3 separate regions of the Homo sapiens genome follow, and all the other regions are linked to region 2. Evidence: chromatin contacts called from ENCODE Hi-C or POLR2A ChIA-PET data. All regions are on one chromosome and are shown on one strand. The core of a region is the stretch at or near the end of the contact, and the rest is flanking DNA. Distances in the headings are between cores, read along the strand shown.

Region 1 (3,200 bases), core at 491-2,990, 96 kb before region 2:
ACTCCACATTTGAAAAAGCTGAGATACAGCCCAGTGGTATGAATTATTCTGCCACCTTCAGGTTAATCTGGACAGTCAAAGTCGAGATGAGGGAACGAGCCAAACAGGGCTTATTCTTGTAGTAACTAAATGACTAATCAAATACAGTAGTATACAAAGTTGATGCTTATTTACTCAAGCAGCAGACAGTTTCCTGTTATAAAATGGATTTTGGAGAAGGCAATCTTGTGTTCATAAGCTCCTAATAAAAATAGGAAACTGTCTATTTCTACCTCCCCACGCGAAAACTGCTGAAGTCTTCCAGAAACTTCATAGAGTTGAAAGAAGAAATACCTGTCTATATACCATAAGGTCTCAGATCCCAAGCTATTCCCTCGGCCATGTCCTTTCCTTTCTTAGTTTATCCTGCACTAAACAAAACTGTCTGGAATTCATTCTTTAAAGGTTTATTTATGGTACATAGAGACTGTTTATGTGAAGCAGGGTATTTGCCTATTTCCCTCTTGGGACAATGTTTAAAACTACAGGGATATTTCCCTCTCTGGCACTTTCTGAAATACAATTAACAATACTGGATCTTTTTTCCTTTTAACAAATCTGGTTTTTATTTAGGGAGGGGAGGAAAAAAGTAAAGGGTCTGAAGTTTCCCAACAAATTATTTCAAGCCTTTGAGAAGACAGTTTTAGGCTTTTTAAATAGTGTCTTTGTTCGAAACTCCCCCTAACCCCCACCCTCTCACTCTGACCATTAAAATGTGGGTTTTCTTCCAAACTAGATTGCTCAATTAAAGCCCTTCTTTTGTAATACCCCAATGCTCTAAATGGAAAAAGGACTGCTGTAGGCCACCTCATGAAACCGTTTAAAGGCTCCTGGCCTCTTTTGATCTTTAAAAAAAGCCAAAAACACGTATAAACTACCTGGCATTTTCAGTATCACTCGGCCACTTTCTAACACGCAAACTTGAGAGAATGGAGAGAATGGGGAGTCAGGCAGGAATGCTGTGCTTTGGTCTCTGCATTTGTGAAATGGGACTATTATCTCCCCATTCTTCCACCGCAGAGTAAGGAATCCAATTGAGATAGCAGATGTGAAACTGCTTTCAGTCCTTTTGAACAGACACTATATCTGGCAACAATGTACCCTCAGTGTAAACCTGAAGAGACTTCCCTCTGAGATTTCTGACAGTCTCACTTCTGGCCTGGAGTCAGAAGAATCAAGATAATTATTCCTTCAATACCAAAGACGTGGTTTACCTTTTAGTCAGGCTCTCGTGACTCCTGTTCAGGGACAGGACTCCATTTTCTAAGCACACACTTTTAGCCATTATATATTCATCTAAAAGAGCATAGTACCCTTCTAAGAGCTACTAATAAAGGCATATTACTCTGTTAGAAAACTCTTTGAATAAATGACATTATTTTATGAGTCCCAGACTCCACTAGGAGACTCAAGACACAGTAAAATGTGACTCCCACAAGCTGAGAATTTAACTCTTTAGTCCCAATTCCCCGCACCCTGCTGGAAACATTAACTTACTACACTCGGCGTGCCCCCTACACACCTCATCACATGGCTGCTCCATGTAATTGTTTCACAATGATTTGAAAAATGCCCTGAAAATGTTCCTTCAATTCAGTGCCAGATGAAACATTCAACTGAAATGATTTCGTTGATTGTATGCCGAGCGCACACACAACCATCATGTAACTGGGGGGGGCTGGAGCTACTTCAACTGCAGAAAATCAGACTGCTTTTCTCAGTCTGGGGAGTTTTCTGCTGGGAGCAATTTGAAGGGAATAGTGAGGTGTCTGTGTTTCTTAGTAAGATGATTTTAAAAACAAGAAGTCCTCAACCCTCAGGAAATGCTTCACATTGGTTTGCTGGGCAAGTGCCAAGTGCTCTGGGTGAATATATACTTTATCAAACAAACCCATTCCAAAGGTCACACAAGTCAAGTGGATACTTGTGGATATTAACAAGATAGTGGTTTTCCCATGGTTTTCCCCTCACTCCCATGCTAACTATAAGTATCTTTAATCTCCTGGGAAACATGAAATTAAAGCGAATGAAGCAGACAGGGCAGTGAGTGAAGGGCACGCTGCACTCTTCCAGAGATGGCTGCAAGAGCCATTCCTGCTCCAGGTCCCCACCAGCACTCCCTGTGGCTTGGCCCCAGTTTGCCACCCCAATGCTGTCACCCTTGCCCTACCCTTACCCAAATGTGATCTGATGTTGACCAGACTACTGTCTCATTACCTGTGTGTCAATTTTAGAAGCTGTGAGTTGGCAGACACGGCCACATGAGGCCCACACATGTGTTTTGTTAGGCCCACAAGGTTTAAAAAAACCAAAAAACTTGAATTGGTTGCCAATGTTTAAAAACCAGGAGATTCCACATAAAAATCCAGATTTCCGGTTTCTCTTTAAAAATCTGAAGATCTGGCAACACCAGGTTCACATTCCTCCATGACAGCAAGCGGCTGGAGCGGGTTGTGGCGGCCCCTTCAGATGGAGCAGGCACTCCTGGTTGGGCAGACACGACACCACCCCGGTGTGCAGCTCCACTCGCTGCATCGCCAGCGCAGCTCCTGCGGGCATCTACGTTAGGACCCTAGACTTACTTCTTATCTGCTCATATCTCTAGCTGTTTCTGCGCAGCAAGATGACTATCTTGTAGCATCTTAGAGGAGGCAGCATGGGGCAGTGAGAAGAGTCCTCGACTGGTGGTTAGTAGGAAGATGGAGGTCTTGAGTATTATCTTTAAGTGCAACAGAATGAAAAACCAGAACCAATGGGTCCAAGCTGCAGGGGGCTGACTTTGACTCAAACTAAGGAAAGACTTTCTAACACCCCTGGATCCACTCCTGCTCCTATCACTTCCTAGCCACACAGCCTTGACTGACAAAACACTTTGAACTTCAATTTCCCTGTCTACCAAGCAAGTACATCACTGAGGACTCACAGGTCTAAAATTCTCTGGTTCCTTATGTTCTATGGGGAAGCATAGTATAGTGAAAAAAAAAATAGACTTTAGAGTCAGACAGGCTTGGATTTGAATCCCAGCTTTCTTCCTTGATGAAGATAAACTTTATGGCTGAAAATGAAGACGGTGTTCAGGCTGTGTCTAGTAAGTAGTCATCAAGATGGTCTAAGGGCTTCATCCTGATGTGGTGGTAGAGAAGGCCATATCCCAGTGGGTA
Region 2 (3,218 bases), core at 413-2,912:
TTGGATCTTGTAAATCATAAGGCCGCATAAATTCCTCTATGGGTTCTCCCAGGTTGTTCTCTAATAAGCCGCGGATCAGCTTGTATTTATACAGATCCAGAGAGCAGTGGACTGAGGAGAGATTGCCATGGATAGATATGTCTGGCACAGTATGACTTATTTCTCTATGAAAAAGAAAAAAGATCACTTACACAGACAAGTCACTAACTTAACACTGACATAGCTCACGCCCAAACAACGGGGCTAAAATGTACTCACCTACATTATCAAGTAGGTAATTCCTACTTCCAATGACAAAAATTTCATGTAGCTCCAAATGAAGCAAGTTAATATGACTGTCATGCTTCAACTACAAAAAGCCCCTTTTCTCCCAAAATTTACATTTAGAAAATCCTCAAACCAGGCCAGGTGTGGTGGCTCACACCTATAATCCCAGCACTTTGGGAGGCTGAGGTGGGAGGATCACTTGAGCCCAGGAGTTCGAGACCAGCCTGGACAACATAGTGAAACCCCATCTCTACAAAAAATGCAAAAATTAACTGGGCATGGTGGTGTGCACTTGTGGTCCCAGCTACTCAGGAGGCTGAGGTGGGGGTTCACTTGAGCCCAGGAAGTCAAGGGTGCAGTAAGCTGTGATCGTGCCACTGTATTCCAGCCTGTGTGACAGAGTGAGACCCTGTGGGAGGGAGAGAGGGAGAGAGGGAGGGAAGGAGGGAAGGAGGGAAGGAGGGAAGGAGGGAAGGAGGGAAGGAGGGAAGGAAGGAAGGAGGGAAGGAGGGAAGGAAGGAAGGAGGGAAGGAGGGAGGGAGGGAGGGAGGGAGGGAAGGAAGGAAGGAAGGAAGGAAGGAGCAAGAAATGGAGGGAGGGAAATCCTTAAACCTAGTATGAGGTAACTAATCTATTAATAAGGAAAACCTCATGAGACTCACAAAGAGCTTAAATATTACACTTGGGAAAGCAATAAAGAAAAGATGCCAAGATCTTTATTTAACTCTTTGGATTTAGTGGTAACTAAAGGCAAACACCAGTGTTTCATACTGAGCCCAGATGGGACATGAGGATAAACTCTGAATAGGTTCGTCATCTCAGCTGGGATGGACAGAAGTAAAGTTGAAGAGGGGGAGGGGCACACATCTGTACCTCATCTCAATACTAAAAAGCTTTCTCTAACCTCCCATGGGTGAACTGGGCATTGTGAATCCTACAGACACTATGCTCTAAGTATAGAGAGGGCTAGTGTTTGAAATGGCAGAGGTATATAAGAAAAGTTATTTTGTCTGCAGAGAAAAGCCGACATACAACAGAGTTTTAAAAGACAATGATGCAATAACAAAGAAAAACAGAGACGGCTGACCAAGTGCCATCTCGGGTTGCTGTGTGTGCAGTGTGAGACTGACAGGACACCTTGCATTCAGCATCACCTTCTATCAGGCCTAACAGAATACAATTATCTGCACAGAAACACTGATGGGAGTGGGGAAAGTTTAGATAAGCTGAATAGGAAAGCTTTTTTTTTGTTTTTTGGAAAGCATTGCTTGAAAAGAAAACAAAGTGTTCAATTTCTAAATAACGAAGCTCCTCTTAAGACTGCTTAGCCAGTAAAACCAAATATAGCCCATGCCAACCATAACTGAACACCAGCCAGGGAGCACTTGAATAACACGTAAGACTGAAACACAAACATCCCAGTGAGAACAGCTAAGTTGTATCATTAATCCAGAAAGAAACTAAAAAAGTGACATTAAATGACTTGCCCAAACCAAGAACTGTGAAGGGAGTGGCCAAAAAGAGATTCAAATCATGCTCTATACAAATAATAAACCTGTTTTTCTTTCTTTCTTTTTTTTTTTTTTTTTGAGACTGAGTCTTGCTCTGTCACCCAGGCTGAAGTGCAGCGGCTCAATCTAGGCTCACTGCAACCTCCACCTCCCTGGTATAATCAATTCTCCTGCCTCAGCCTTCCCGGTAGCTGGGATTACAGGCACACGCCACCATGCCTGGCTAATTTTTGTATTTTTTTTTTAGTAGAGACGGGGTTTCACCATGTTGGCCAGGCTGGTCTTGAACTCCTGAACTTGTGATCTGCCGCCTCGACCTCCCAAAGTGCTGGGATTACAGGCATGAGCCACCATGTCCATATGCCAAGGCGGGCATGCCAAGGCAGGTGGATCACGAGGTCAAGAGATCGAGACCATCCTGGCCAACATGGTGAAACCCCATCTCTACTAAAAACACAAAAATTAGCTGGGTGTGGTGGCATGCGCCTGTAATCTCAGCTACTTGGGAGGCTGAGGAAGGAGAATCGCTTGAACCCGGGAGGTGGAGGTTGCAGTGAGCTGAGATCTCGCCACTATACTCCAGCCTGGTGACAGAGTGAGACTCCATCTCAAAAAAAAAAAAAAAAAGAAAAAAAAGATCAAATCAAACATTAAATTAGAATCATGTGCTTAACTACCTGTATCCCTCAACAAAACATAAGTTCCTTCAAAGGAATTAGTTTTCTCTTTCATCACAGTAGCCCTCATGTTCAGCACATAGTAGGGACTCAATAAACATTTGTTAAATAGACGAAGAAATAAGTGAATAACTAGTTCTTCCAAACTTATCTTAATAGCACTGATTTCCACGTTAAGATTCTACTTATCATAGACAGTTATTCAGATATAAAACATTGGCTGGGCATGGTGGCTCACGCCTGTAATCCCAGCACTTTGGGAGGCTGAGGCAGGCAGAACACCTGAGGTCAGGAGTTCAAGACCACAACATGGTAAAACCCCATCTCTACTAAAAATACAAAAATTAGCCGGGCATGGTAGCATGTGCCTGTAATCCCAGCTACTTGGGAGGCTGAGGCTGAGGAGAATCACTTGAACCTCAGAGGTGGAGGTTGCAGTGAGCCAAGATTGCGCCACTGCACTCCACCCTGCCTGGTGAACAGAGCGAGACTCCATCTCAAAAAAAAAAAAAAACACTCACTTGTCCAAATTCCTTTCCACCTGCAATTTCAGCCTACAAGGCTCGGTTAAGAGGCTTCCTCCTGTCTGTCGCACAAAATAGGAAGGGAAGATCAGATCTCCACTACTATCCTCTGGTGCCTTCGAGTATTCTCTCGGATGTCTCTCTGCAGCAAAGATGTCCATGTCCTGGAGATCCACGACAACGCAATCCAGCAGGCAGACATGGTCTTCTACAAGGACCCAAGGAAAGAGAGGTAATGA
Region 3 (3,424 bases), core at 802-3,301, 120 kb before region 2:
CTAAGCTCCACTGACCCCTCCCTAGTCCTGCTGCTGCACACCCCAGGCTCCCTCCTGCTGGGACTGCTCCCTGTGTGCCTCTTCTTGTCCCCACCTGTCTCTTGTCCACATGGCAAGCATCTCCTTGGACTTCAGGATTGGGCACCGGCGTGCCTTCCCCTGTACAGACCTTCCTTGTCCTGGGTAGAAGAGTCCACCCCTTCCTGAGATCCCCCTACAGGAACCCCCACAGACACCAAACTCAAACCTGGAACACTTTCCCACATGTGTGTGACTGCAAGTCCTCCTCCCCTGCTGGATGGTGACCCCAAGGGGAGAGGGCTTTGTTTTGTTTATGTCTGTGTCCCCTGTGCCTAGCACAGAGCCTGGCATTTCTAGTTGTCCATACATAGTTGTGAACTTGCTCTAGAGACACAATAAATAGACCTGTTAACATGAGGTTATGCTTTTTGCACATAAATCTATAGTCAGCTCGATGTGTAGAGTTAGAGCAAAGTCAAAACTCCTTCACTAAGTGTCTCAGACAGGGTTAGAACAATTTCCTGGTTTCGGCCACACACTTTGGCCTGGATGGTACAGCATCTACAAAAGAGCTAATTATACAACACAGGGTAGCACAGGAAATGACTTTAAACTGTGACTCAAATTCTCTGTATCCCCTTGATAATACAGCCTTACATGGTTAATCCCTGCAAATATATCGCAGAGAGGTTCGAGAATGAAGCCTACTAGATAGAGTGCTGCTTTTGCACTGGTATTAAGAGGACGGGCTCTGAATCAGAGAATCTCGGTTCTTAGCCTGGCTCTCCTTGTAACCTTGGGCAAATTAGTTAATTTCTCTGAACGTCAGTATCCTCATTTACAAACTAGCATTCCACAGGGTCGTTATGAGGATTAAACAAATCAATTTGTATGAAGACTCAGAACAGTACCTGGCACATAGTGAAGCAGTCAATAAATATGAGTATCTTTTTGTTGTTGTTGTTCAGACAGGGTCCTGCTCTGTCACCCAGGCTGGAATGTGATGGTGCAAACACAGCTCACTGCAGCCTCAACTTCCTAGGCTCGGATGATCCTCCCACCTCAGCCTCCCATGTAGGTGTGACTACAGGCGGGTGCCACCACGCCCAGCTAATTTTTGTATTTTTTAGACTTTTTTTTTTTTTGGTCATGTTGCCCAGGCTGGTCTCGAACTCCTGAGTTCAAGCAATCTGCTCACCTCAGTCTCCCAAAATATTAGTACCATTTTTAAAGCTATCCATTCAGTTACTAAATTCAAAACTTATTTCAACTGGGCAATCAGTATCAGTGTCTATCCCATGTTTTCTGTATAGCAATGCTGAGAAATAAAGATAAATGTAATTAACATTTTAAACACTTACGGTAAGGATACACTAACATATTCCGCAGGGCTAAGTTAACTACTCCATTGTAACTATTTATTTCATAAACTGCATGGCAAGCCTGACAAGCCTACTGGTCAACTTTGACAAAAGATTATGTGAGACAAATGCCAAGGAAATACAAAATTAACATTGTTGTTACTCCTTATCAGACCACAGACAAAAACAAACCCACCAACAGTCCAGAATGAAGGAAACAGGTTGTTGGCTTTTGATTGGAATTTCCTAGGATTGTTACCATGTAGTACAAGATTAATCTAAATGTTTCTTTGTGCACAGACAAGCTTATGTGGAATGTATCAGAATAATATAATAAAGGCTTAGGTTTATGTGTGAACAAAACTGCTTTCAAAAATGTATCATTATCAGGCTGATTAAGAAAATACCACAGATTTAAACATACCTGAGGCCTATAAATAAGTTAGTTTGCTGCTTACTGGGGGTGGGGGGAATACACAGGCTAAATAAACAAACGAAAGTACAGGAAAATCAAACACTTTCAAATGAGCTTTCTTCCTTAAGTAGGTGTAACTAAAACCCAGTTGTATGCTAGGACTACTGAGTATTTTCAAGATAGTGCATGCTGTGGCATTTTAAACCACAGAGCCAAGCTGCTACCACCGCCACCTCAACCACCAAACTTTAAGAGCACACGCTGTGCACTGACTCATTTCATCCTCCCAGCAGCACCCTTCACAGCTGGCAAGTGGATTTTCCAAGCAAAAGGGAGAAACCTAGAACACACCACAAATAGGTACCTATTTTTGCCTTGATGTGTCAAAGTCAGAGAAAAGGGCAAAATTCAAGCAGCTGACCAACGGCATTTCAACAACAGGATGTTCCCAGGGAGACTGCGGCAAAAGATGTCTTTCACAGTATATGTAATTCCACAAAAATAGCAGTTAAAACCAATACGGCATCAGGCACAATGAATGACAATTTCAGGTTAGAAATAACCAAATGCTCAGCCTCTAATTTGTTTTCTTCTGTTTTGAGGGATAAAACAGAGGAATAAAGAATGTGCTGGAAATTTGGGGAATGCACTTCAAACTTCTTTCCTCCTCCTCCTCCTCCACACACACACACACACACACTCTCTCTCTCTCTCTCTCACTCTCTCTCTCTCCCCACCCCCTACCTCCTCCTCTTTGTAAAAGGCCTTTAATTAGCTCACATCCTATCCTGGCCAGGGCTGCCTAATACATTCTGACACCAGCCTGTTGGCCAGGCAGTGGGGTCTAAGTGCAGGCCTGATTAGCGGGATCCCAGTGGATCCCCTGCCGCTCTTATCTCCACAGATGCCTGATGAGTTTGGTATCTTCCTCCCAGCCCTCCCGGGAAGCTGCCCCAGCAGGTGCCCATTGGCAATAGTTTTGTGTTACAGGCCTGAATGAATGATCCCCGCAGGAGCTGCCGACTGTTTTCACAGACACAGAAGGCAGTCAAAAGTCCACTGCGTGAACTTGGAATGACCCCAGCTGCAGAGTCACTGGCGGGTTCATCGGGAGGGCAGGCACGCTTTATTAAACAACTAATACTCTTCACAGATAACTTTCCGAAAAAGCAAAAGTGTTAACTCTTTGCAATCTTGCTCTGACAAAACACTTCAGCTGTGGCGGGGCTCCCTGTGTGACTGAGGGTCTGAACCCAAGTGAGGGCTCTGAGATGGAGGAATGGCGCCAGCAGGGACCATGATTTCATCTGGCCTGAAGAAGGGTTGGGACTCAGTCACCATTTGGTCTACTGTTTTGTTGTTGTTTTTTTGTTTTTTTGTTTTTTTTTTTTCCCCAAGCGTTCCAGATTAAAGCGAAAAGGCAAAAAGCAAAGGTTTCGAGCACCTACTCCAGGGAGGACAGTGTGGCTGGGAGTCAGCCTGACAGTTACAGCCCCCAGCCAGGCCGGCTCTCAGCACCTCCAGAACAAGAGGGTGGCCCCTGGCTCATTCTGCCACATGCCTGTGCACCCTCGCAGATATGCGTGGGCCCCCATGGGGCTTCCATTCTAAGTTACCAGGAGAGAAA

Evidence for each region. A loop is a pair of places that touch in the nucleus more often than their neighbours do. ChIA-PET counts read pairs that join two places held with the same protein, here RNA polymerase II (POLR2A). Pooled maps may share reads with other maps.
Region 1: a loop to region 2 is called in a map of ascending aorta, with 2.1 times the contacts of the local background. The contact joins two enhancer-like sites. A Hi-C loop is called at or near these places in 3 of 168 maps with a recorded cell type or tissue (aorta, ascending aorta and prostate gland) and 9 of 50 pooled maps. POLR2A ChIA-PET finds 5 or more read pairs at or near these places in 3 of 52 experiments (A549, B cell and activated CD4-positive, alpha-beta T cell).
Region 3: a map of Calu3 shows a loop between it and region 2 (3-fold over the local background). The contact joins two enhancer-like sites. A Hi-C loop is called at or near these places in 2 of 168 maps with a recorded cell type or tissue (Calu3 and vagina) and 4 of 50 pooled maps. POLR2A ChIA-PET finds 5 or more read pairs at or near these places in 4 of 52 experiments (AG04449, AG04450, MCF 10A and 1 more).

Annotation. Positions count from the first base shown.
Region 1 is chr1:12,404,476-12,407,675 of GRCh38, reverse strand. All of the region lies in intron 63 of VPS13D (vacuolar protein sorting 13 homolog D), which reads right to left. Among named protein-coding and RNA genes, the nearest start is that of SNORA59A, 100 kb to the left of the region's middle. RefSeq lists a silencer at 1,826-2,120. Within about 2 kb of position 1,740, at least 11 of the 41 ENCODE cell types and tissues checked have a DNase peak (open chromatin) inside an H3K27ac peak, as active enhancers do; they include ascending aorta, where a contact is called at or near this core.
Region 2 is chr1:12,308,400-12,311,617 of GRCh38, reverse strand. VPS13D (vacuolar protein sorting 13 homolog D) reads right to left here. Exons shown (of 70, transcript NM_015378.4): 27 at 2,977-3,187; 28 at 1-164. Among named protein-coding and RNA genes, the nearest start is that of VPS13D, 80 kb to the right of the region's middle. Within about 2 kb of position 1,662, at least 6 of the 41 ENCODE cell types and tissues checked have a DNase peak (open chromatin) inside an H3K27ac peak, as active enhancers do; they include ascending aorta, where a contact is called at or near this core.
Region 3 is chr1:12,433,023-12,436,446 of GRCh38, reverse strand. All of the region lies in intron 65 of VPS13D (vacuolar protein sorting 13 homolog D), which reads right to left. Among named protein-coding and RNA genes, the nearest start is that of SNORA59A, 73 kb to the left of the region's middle. RefSeq lists a cis regulatory region at 2,883-2,893 and an enhancer at 2,816-2,960. Within about 2 kb of position 2,051, at least 27 of the 41 ENCODE cell types and tissues checked have a DNase peak (open chromatin) inside an H3K27ac peak, as active enhancers do.